Linked DNA regions of Homo sapiens: region 1 is linked to region 2. A link is a contact called in ENCODE Hi-C or POLR2A ChIA-PET data. All regions are on one chromosome and are shown on one strand. The core of a region is the stretch at or near the end of the contact, and the rest is flanking DNA. Distances in the headings are between cores, read along the strand shown.

The links. A loop is a pair of places that touch in the nucleus more often than their neighbours do. ChIA-PET counts read pairs that join two places held with the same protein, here RNA polymerase II (POLR2A). Pooled maps may share reads with other maps.
Region 1: a map of CD4-positive, alpha-beta T cell shows a loop between it and region 2 (5-fold over the local background). The contact joins the promoter of WASHC2A here to the promoter of TIMM23B-AGAP6 in region 2. A Hi-C loop is called at or near these places in 1 of 168 maps with a recorded cell type or tissue (CD4-positive, alpha-beta T cell) and 8 of 50 pooled maps. POLR2A ChIA-PET finds 5 or more read pairs at or near these places in 1 of 52 experiments (OCI-LY7).

The regions. Positions count from the first base shown.
Region 1 is chr10:50,064,303-50,069,616 of GRCh38, forward strand. It overlaps WASHC2A (WASH complex subunit 2A), which reads left to right and starts at 3,652. Exons shown (of 31, transcript NM_001005751.3): 1 at 3,652-3,706; 2 at 3,803-3,925; 3 at 5,245-5,314. The coding sequence starts at 3,704. It also overlaps the pseudogene FAM21EP. RefSeq lists a silencer at 3,326-3,475.
Region 2 is chr10:49,939,895-49,944,859 of GRCh38, forward strand. TIMM23B-AGAP6 (TIMM23B-AGAP6 readthrough (NMD candidate)) reads left to right here and starts at 2,159. Exons shown (of 17, transcript NR_158661.1): 1 at 2,159-2,406; 2 at 3,341-3,464. PARG (poly(ADP-ribose) glycohydrolase) reads right to left here and starts at 2,133. Exons shown (of 18, transcript NM_003631.5): 1 at 1,615-2,133. The coding sequence starts at 1,831. TIMM23B (translocase of inner mitochondrial membrane 23 homolog B) reads left to right here and starts at 2,159. Exons shown (of 7, transcript NM_001290117.2): 1 at 2,159-2,406. The coding sequence starts at 2,301. RefSeq lists an enhancer at 1,974-2,043.

The DNA of each region.
Region 1 (5,314 bases), core at 2,402-4,901, 130 kb after region 2:
TATTAAGATATAAAAATTGTCTGTTACTAGAGAAATATTTTTATTTATTTATTTACTTTTTTTATTTTTGAGGAATTTTGTTCTTGTTGCCCAGGCTGCAGTGCAATGGGGTGATCTCGCCTCACTGTAACCTCCGCCTTCTGGGTTCTAGCAATTCTCCTGCCTCAGCCTCCCGAGTAGCTGGGATTACAGGCACCTGCCATCATGCCTGGCTAATTTTTATATTTGGTAGAGATTGGATTTCACCATGTTGGCCAGGCTGGTCTCAAACTCTTTACCTCAGGTGATCAACCTGCCTTGGCTTCCCAAAGTGCTGGGATTATAGGCATGAGCCACCACGCCTGGCCTATTACTAGAGAAATATAAACAAAATCAGTATAGTCTTACCTTAGTAAGAATACTGAGTAATAGTTAAAAGGTAAAAGCTGTAACAATTAGAGAGCCATCCAAGGTAGGTCAAGCAAAAAAGTTCCAATAACAAATCCAGCACGATACCGTGCCCCCTCTACATACAAGCATTTCTATGGAAACAGATATATTTATAAAAGCAAAGAAAAAGACGTGGAAAGACATGCTCCCAGAGCATGATCCTAGTTTCCTCTGAAGAGTATGCAGAGAAGGAAAGTACTGGAAGGCTCAAACTTAGCCTCATCTGTTAAGTTCTAATTTTTCCAAAGGTACACAGTAGTATGTATAACTAAAAAAAAATTTTGTTCAATGTTTGAATCAATGAACTGTGCCAGGCATGTTACTAAAAGCACTTTATTATCTAATTTAATCCTTACAACTTTGGGGTTAGCTGCAGCACACAAAACCAACCTGTTGCATAAGCTAGTGCTTTTACTCACTATACTGTACTGTTTTGAAAAACAGTTTGTGGCCAGGCATTGTGGCTCACGCCTGTAATTGGAGAACTTTGGGAGGGCGAGGCAGGTGGATCACCTGAAGTCTGGAGTTTAAGACCAGCCTGGCCAATATGGCAAAACCCTGTCTCCACTAAAAATACAAAAATTAGCTGGGCATGGTGGCACACGCCTGTAATCCTAGCTACTTGGGAAGCTGAGGCACGAGAGTCACTTGAACCCAGGAGGTGGAGGTTGCAGTGAGCCAAGATCATGCCACTGCACTCTAGCCTGGGTGTCAGAGTAAGACTCTGTCTCCAAACAAACAAATAAATAAATAAATGGGCTACTCTATTCAGGAGAAGTTCAGATTTTGGAGTCACAATGTTTCAGTGATAAATTCCAGGGTGTGGGACGTAGATTAAGGGTGTTAAGTACGTGGCCACTGAAGTTACCCATGATGGTGTTACATAAAATCCAAGTTTGGTAATTGGCTCGCCTCAATTTTACCAACCAAGTTCCAAGTTCTAAAGTGTGTATGTGTGTGTGTGCGTGCGCGCACGCACGTGTGTGTGTTTTAATCAATGTGGGGGAAATGGAAGAGGTTGGTAGATGGTGACTTAAAAATGAAGTCCCCTTAAGACTCTAAGACTGTTTTTGCAGACAGCAGTCTTAGTCTTCTTCCAGGCTGGAGTGGAGTGGTGCAATCTCGGCTGACTGCAACCTTGGTCTCAGGGGCTCAAGCAATCATTCCACCTCATTCTCCTGAGTAGCTCAAACTACAGATCTATGCCGCCATGTCCAGTTAATTTTTTTTTTTGTAGATATGGGGTTTCACCATGTTTCCCAGGCTGGTCTCGAACCGCCTTGGCCTCCCACAGTGCTGGGATTACAGGTGTGAGCCACCATGCCAGCCCAGCCTTAGTGTTAACACTGTTATAGGTTACTGTAACATATTGGCTCACAGTGTGTGTTCTCGGGTCTGCCTCTTTCCTGGTTACCTAATCATAAGTAAGTTACTTCTCCTTTCTGTACCTCAGTTTCCTCAACTATAATTTGGAAATAATATTCCCTCCCTCATAGTCATTGTGTGAATTAAATGAACAATGTATAAAATGGTAAATACTGAACACTTGATAAATGTTAGCTATTATTAAAGGAGAGACTGATATTTAAATGATTACAATACAATGTAATACCTTAGGATAAATACATAAAAAACAACTTTTTTCCTTCCTTATTTTACAGCTTTATTACTGATTTCCCTCTAAAAAGAGATCCAAATAAATGTGGAGCGACTCATTCTCATTATAGAGTAAGGAATCACAAAGTACCATAGTCACGTAACAAAAGCAAAAAAAAAAAAAAGCAATTGTTTTACCTTTCAACTGCTGATGTTATGTACAATCTATCACAAGAAGCATAGCTGTGCATTCATGAGCTGATTGTATTAACCTCTAGAATTTTAGAAACGAGCACATAGGAGGGCGTTTCAAGTATTCCTGATACTCCTTGTCATCTTCTGCGAATCTACTAGCAAACATCTCTTCAAAATTTGGAACAGCTTTGGCAGTGTCAGTCATTCCGAAATTCCCAAAGATTTGAGGCAGCTGTATTGTTTAATGTTTAGGTTGTTTAAATCCGCCAAGGGCTGTGTCTATCTAGCTCGGGCCGAACCCCGCCAGCGAGACACTAAGAGACCGCAGGAGAGGTGGCCTCTGGCCCACCACACCGTGGAACTCCAGACCACCCCAGCTCTCCAATGTAGTGGAGACCCTTCCGCTAGCCATCGAAAATAACTTAAGTCACTTAAGCTGTACTTGGGATAATCAGGTTATTTAATGAGGTGATAACTGAGGTGACTACAAAAGAAAAGTCTGGGATTGGGTGTGTGAGCAAGGTGCATGGGGACAGTGGTATGTTCTAGGTTGAAGGCTCACCCTAGGCCAAGCACCGTGGCACCTGTTTTACAATATCATAACTTTAATATCACATCCTTGCAAGATATGTAGCTTCGTTTTACTGAGGAAAGCTCAGAAAAGTTAAATAACTCGCCCTTGGGCACACATGACTGGAAAGAAATTGGGATTTTTATTTTAGTAAGTAAGTTGGTCAGGCACAAGGGCGACTCAGCAGAGGGAACTTCAAGGAAGTGTGAGACAACAGCTGGAGCCCTGAGCTGGGAGAGTGGAGGACGAATTATAAAGAGTTTTATGCCTGCCATAATGAGAAGCTTGTCCTTGAACTTGAGGGCAATGCTGAGAGTGCAAAGGACTTTAAGCAGGCCCTACACAGTGGCAGCCAAGCAGGTCATAAAGAGCAAGATGATGCCCAGGCAGATCAGGGATTCTCTATCTACAGAGCGTCCGCCTACCAGCTCCTTCACAGCAGCGGATTTTGCTGCAAGAGAAGAGGCAGCAGGCCAGGCCTTTTCCTTCGCCCACAGCGCCTACGTCGAAGGCTCCCAGGCTGGTTGCTCCACTGGCTGCTTGAGGTCCCCTCTTTCCAGACCCGCCGAACTGGCGGCCGGTGCTGTGGCCGATCCCGCGCCGCTGCCTCGGGCCTTGGGGGGCAGCGCCACCCGGCCAACCCGCCTCTGCAGCGTTCCTGGCGTCAGCCCCTATCCTCCAGCTTCCTCCGCCCCAACCTAGGGTAGAACCCCAAACTCCAGTCCCAGTCCACTTCCGCAGCTTCCTCCCCTCAGCATGGCAGGTCGGATCACGTGCGGGTTCTGTCACGTGACATCAGGTCACGTGAGGCCGGTCACGCCCCGGGCAGCTTGGCTGGGGCTAGGCTTCCGGGGCTCTGCAGTCCTCGGCGTGTGCTGGCAGCTTCGGAGCCCACCGAGCCGGGCGGCTAGGATGGTGAGGGCGCCGGGCAGGAGAGAGGCCGGCCTGGGCTGGGGCCGCCGTCCCTGCCGCCCTCAGGCTCAGCTTCTCTTCTCGTTTTTTTCGCTGCAGATGAACCGGACGACCCCCGACCAGGAGCTGGCGCCAGCGTCGGAGCCCGTGTGGGAGCGGCCGTGGTCGGTGGAGGAGATCCGCAGGAGCAGCCAGAGCTGGTCGCTGGCGGCCGACGCGGGCGTGAGAGGCGGGCCCCGGGGACGCGAGAGCGGCAGGGGTGACGCTTGGCTTGCGCGCAGGAGGGCCGGACCGCGACTGCCCCTGCACCTGGCCCGTCCCGTTGCCTGCCCTCTTAGGAACACACGCCCCGTTTAGCCCCCGAGAATGCCACCCTGGCAGTCCCCGGCCACCAGGGAGAGGGGCAGACACTGACCGTGGCCCAGACGCGACGTTCCCTTCATGGGGTTTCTGGCTCAGCTCCATCCGGAGGGGAGATCCGTTTCCGCCACACTGAGGGATTGCTCGGGCACTAGGGAGGCGATTCCTGTTGGGACCTGGACTAAATGGGGTGGGAAACAAGCCAGTATGTGGATATCCTTTAATGGGATTTTTCAAATCGGGGGCCCAAAAAGCTCAGAACTGTTGGAGTCCCAAATGAATAGGATTTTTGAATAAGAGTGGTGGTTGATTAGCTAACCCTTGGTCTGTGATCTCTGTAGATTGACAACCAAAGAGGACTTTTAAAAGGAGACAGGGTTTTGCCCTGTCGCCCAGGCTGGAGTGCAAGTGGCTTGATCTTGGCTCACTGAATCCTCTGGGGTTCAGGTGATCCTCTCACCTCAGCGTCCTGAGAAGCTGGGACTATAGGCGTCCACCACACCTGTCTGATTTGTTTATTTATTTAATTTTAGTAGAGATGGGGGTCTTGCTATGTTGCCCAGACTGGTCTGCAACTCCTGGACTCTAGCGATAACCCTGCCTCAGCCTCCCAAAGTATTGGATTACAAGCGTGAGCCACCATACCCAGTGCCAAAAAGGGATTTTAAATTTTTCCAGAAACGAGATAGGTGTCCATTAGCTCACTGCCACTCTTTTGATGAGCTTTCTTAGTGTTTTCCAATGTCACTTGGTTTTAGTACTTGTCAAACCAGCATTCCAGCCGGGCACAGTGGCTCACACCTGTAATCCTAGCACTTTGGGAGGCCGAGGTGGGCGAATCACGAGGTCAGGAGTTCGAGACCAGCCTGGCCAACATGGTGAAACCCCGTCTCTACTAAAAATACACAAAATTAGTTGGGCGTTGTGGCGGGCACCTGTAATTCCAGCTACTCGGGAGGCTGAGGCAGGAGAATCGCTTGAACGCGGGAGGTGCAGTGAGCCGAGATGGCGCCATTGTACTCCAGCCCAGGCAACAGAGTGAAACTCTCTCAAAAAAAAAAAAAGCATTTCTTTCACATTCTAACACTCAAAGGTGAAAGGAAATGGGTTCTTTTTTGATGTGACATGCAGAATAGTTACATGTAACATTGATACTACTGTATGTTTATTTTTTAAAATAGCTACTACAGTTTCTACAGGAATTCTCACAGCAAACTATCTCTAGGACCCATGAAATCAAGAAACAAGTGG
Region 2 (4,965 bases), core at 909-3,408:
CTCTTACACTGTTAACGAATGCATCCTTTTTGAAATGATCTCCTTTGTCTGACACAACACAAGCCAGGCTTTCCTCCCACCTCTACAGCCGCTTCTCTTCAGTCTACTCTTAAACTTTGGTGTTCCTAAGGCATCTGCCCTAGGTCACCTTTACTTTCTCTACATGTTTATGTTATCTATGCCCATAGCATCCATTATAATGTTTATGCCACGAACTCCCCAATCTACTTCTCCAGCACAGAAATATTTCTTCTCAAGTATCCCATTCTTTCATGAATCCATCCCCTTCCCTATTGCCAGCATCCAGGCCTAAGCTACAATTATTTCCAACCTAGATTAACTCCTTAACTGAGTCTTGATGCTCCACTTGAGTTCCTTTTCAATCCATTCTTTATTTTCCACACACCAGCCACACAGACTTTTCAACAAATAAATAAGTCTAATCAAGTCACTCCCCTACTAAAAACCCTTGAGTAGCTTATCAATGCCCTTAGAGTTCAAAATCCTTAGCAATGTCTACATATCCAATTTGATCTGACTTTTCTGTACCACCCTGCAGCCTCATCTCTCACACTCTCTTGCGTTCACTCTATATATCAATTGCACTCCTGTTTTTGTTTTGTTTTGTTTTGTTTTGTTTGAGGCGGAGTTTCGCTCTTGTTGCCCAGGCTGGAGTGCAATGGTGCCCTCTCGGCTCACTGCAACCTCCGCCTCCCGGATGCCAGCGATTCTCCTGCCTCACCTGCCTCAGCCTCCCGAGTAGCTGGGATTACAGTTGCCCGCCACCACGCTAGGCTAATTTTTTGTATTTTTAGCAGAGACGGGGTTTCACCATATTGGTAAGGCTGGTCTTGAGCTCCTGACCTCAGGTGATCCACCCGCCCCAGCCTCCCAAAGCTCAGGGATTACAGGCAAAACCACCGCGCCCGGCCTCGGTTGCACTCCTGAAACACTTCTTACTTCCTCTTCATCTAACTCCTACTCATTCTACAGTCCTCAGAATAAGCATCTCATCTTCTGGAGGACTATTTTCGATTCCATAAATTCAGTTAGGTAAAACAATCTGTCATTCATCTATCAGAACATCCATTACCTTTTATTATATTAACTTTTGCTATCGTCTATCTCTCCAGATAGATTTTAAGGTATGAAGGCAGAGGCCAAGTTTCTCTCGTTCAACACTGTATACCAGGGACGGGTACAATGCCAGCTTAAACTAATAGCTCTGCACCCTGGGACCCAGAATCTGAACAAGTGAAGTTGTTTTCTTCCTATCTAGAGGCTGAAGCGCCCTACTGTTTTACATACACAATTAGATCTCCTTGACGACTAAGGCAATTTCTCAATCAAACCTGAAGAAGCAAACAGGTGGTGGAGTCTCCTGCCATTTTCCGCCCTGTGAGTGACTGCTCATCAGAGTTTCTCACATCAATCGCACTGGGAAAAATGCGGCCCCATTCACCCACTAGTGGCTTTGGTAGCTCAGCAAGTGGACCTCAAGAGTGACGATGCACACAAGACCAGAAAGGAGTGACTGGAGCCCCTGGGTCCTCAGACTGAGACCAGAAGGTTCGGGCCGAGGCGAAGGACAAAGATTTTTATTTTCCCACGTACCAAGCGAGGTGGCGCTGCCTCTGTGCTGTCCCGCCCGCCCTGGGACGCAGGCTGGCGAGGACGGTGGGACCCTGAACTGCACGTGAGCGTCCTTGGGGTCGAGGACGCGCCTCTGCCTGCTGGGAAAGCTCCGGGCGTCCGAAGCAGCCGGCGAAGTTGTAGCGGCGCCCCAGCGGGGTCGCTTGGTGCAGGGTTCACAGCCGGGGCCCGCATTCATGCTGGGACCAGCAGCGCACTGTCCCCGGGCCGGCCCGGGCGGAGAGCCTCATTCACTAACCCTGAGAGAGATGGACTGCGCCTCCTTCTCAGCGCCTGCCTGCACCATTCCCTCTCTGCCGCTGCCTGCTTCTGCAATTGCTGATCCGCCGGCCTCCCAAGTCAGGCCGTAAACACTCGCCTGCCTTCCCTCTTCCACTGGCACCCCACCTGCCTCAATGCGCCGCTTTGATTCGGGATTCGTTCACTTTCCCACCACCGGAAAGCTGCCGTCAGGCGCTTCCGGCTTCCGGGGCGCACACTGCCGCAAAGCGGAAGTGTGGCGCTTAACGGGAACCGGCGCCCGGAATGTCAGCGTGTGAAGTAGGCGCTGGCAACGCGGGGTTACCCGCTGTTATTGAGGAGTAACGGCCCAGCGGACCACCCAGGCTTGAGGCAGCGGCGGGAACCACTCGGTTTGCTGCGATACCATGGAAGGAGGCGGGGGAAGCGGCGACAAAACCACAGGGGTATTGGCCGGCTTTTTCGGAGCCGGCGAAGCAGGTTACTCGCACGCGGATTTGGCTGGCGTCCCGCGTAAGTATGGGGCCTAGCTTGCGATTATTTCTGACTGGTTCTTGCGTTTACACTAAAGTTGCGCGTCCCATGTTTTATGTTGTTGGTTTTTTTTTCCTTGCTGGCGTTTACAAGCTTAAGTACCAGTGGTGGGGTTAGTGTATCTGCATGGCTGCTCTTTCAAGATAGAAAGGCCTAAAAAAGGGCCACGGATCTCCTGGGGAAGCTGTCCGTGATTGACCTGGACTCGCGAGATGATGCATGTTTTCTTAGGTTTATATCCAAGCCTCGTACGTTTTGTGTGTGGTGGGCCGTGTGATTGACCCTTAAGAGTAGAGCCCAGCTTTGGGAGTAAATGTATTCCAAATAGCAAGCCCGTAGTTAACTTTTTAGTACACAGTGACATATTCTGAGCCTCCAAGTAGCCGTAAGGGCAGAATATTCAGTAATATTGCATGTAAGTGAGAAATAAATATGACTTGGGACAGGCTAGGAAACCTTCTTTAGGAGCTAGGAAGTAAGCTGAACTTTAAAGGTGATATATAGACATGAAGAAAGAAGCCAGGTAAGAATTATAGGAAAGGAAATAGGCAACATCAAGGTATACAGAGGCATAAATATCTTGCCTTTGCCTCTCCTCGGTCTTGTGAATATGTTTTCCAGAACTTTGGTACTTTGTAACTGTGGTTGTTCAACTAGATAAATAGAACTTGGACCTAAAGATAGGCAGTTGGTCGTGGATAAAGCCTTTACGAAAGTACTTTCTTTTTAGAGAATCCTTGTAATATTTCTCTAGGTATTTTATACTAAGGAACAACAACAACGAAATATGTTCAGACTGACTCTAGTGCAAAAAAATATAAAAGACCTTTCATTTCCCTGGTGTCACCTTTGTCAAAAAACTGAATCTACAACACATGGTGTTTTGTTTCGTTTTTTTTTTGTTTGTTTTTAGAGTCAGGACCTCGTTCTGTCACCCATGTTGGGGTGCGGTGGCATGATTATAGTTCACTGAAGCCTGGCACTCCTGAGCTCAAACAATCCTCCCCTCTAAGCCTCCTAAGTAGCTGGGAATCTAGGTACGTACCACCACACCTGGCTAATTTTTAAAATTTTTTTTTTGACTTATTGTGGAGATGGGGTCTCCCTGTGTTGTCCAAGCTGGTCTCAAACTCTCGAACTCAGGCCATCCTCCTGTCTCGGCCTCCCAAAATGCTGGGATTCCTAGGCCTGAGCTACTACTTTACCTGTTTAGAACACAGTTTCATATTAATCTTAGTATTTCTGAGTTTCAGAGCACAAAGGGCATATACACTTCCTTAATGTGACAATATTGTTAAATTAATTTGATTAAGATTTGAAGGTAAATTGGGGGACCAGGGAATGAACACCATTTACTGAGCTTTTACAGTGTGCTAGCTACTTTTCTGGGGGCAGGACTATAGTGGTTTTTGTGGGTTTTTTTTTTTTTTTTTTTTTTTGAAAAGAGGACCCTTGCGCTCACAGAGCTTACATAATACTGAGGTAAACCAACAAACATAAATTAAAACATTGCCTTTAGTGATAAGTGCTGTAAAGGGAATAAAGCAGAGTCATGAGATTGTGATGGAAGCAGGATGCCATTTTAGAGCGGATTAGGGAAAACATCTCAAGGGAGTTGACATTTGAGCTGTGACCCAAATACAGTACAAATGCTTGGGAGGCAAGTATCCAGGAAAATAGCTAGTGCAAATGTCCTGAAACAAAACAAATTTGGCATGTTTAAGGAACAGCTCTTAGGCCAGTCTGTCTTCGTAGTTACAAGGGAGTTGGATCAATTGAAGCTTGTGAAATCAGAGAGGTAGGGAATGACAGCTAATGTAGGATTTTGTAAGTTATGGTAAGGAGTTTCGATTTTCTTAAGAAAAATCACGTAGTTGCTATGTAGACAGTGAATTGAAGGGGTAAGAGAAAGCAAGGAGTTAGGAAATTGTTGCTGTGAGATATGATGGTTGGACTAGGATGGTAGCAATAGAGAAGATAAGTAACACAATTCAAAATGGGTATTAAAAATAGAACAAGCAGGACTCCTAATTGATGAAAAGATAGAGGCATGGGTGATGCATAGGTTTGTAAATAACTGCTGAGATACAGAAGGATCCAAAGATGATAGGTTTTACTGTTTTCAATGTTAGTGAATTCAGGTCTGGCCCTCTCAAAGTTTGTGTTTTCTTTTGCACAGACCCACATACCTGTGGTAATGACCCAAGGATTCTCAACCTTGCCACAGTAAATCAATCGTTAATAGTAATATGTGAAGGAACTGCCTTGAAATAGTTAGATACAACATGTACACAGTCAGAAAACCCAACCCAACCACTGTTTTTCCCATGGAATTGATTAGTCTTTTCTCAGTCTTATTTTGTAATTTATATAGTCACCAAGCATTCTTGTAGTAAAGTGAAAGAAATTAGCTTTGTAAATGGCCTGGACTACACTTCCTGTAAGTTCAAAAATCAGATCTATGACACTGCGATTATCTTATTGGTGTAAAAGCCTGAGCCACCAGTGGAAGACCTGGTTTGGGATTGAGGGTCTCAG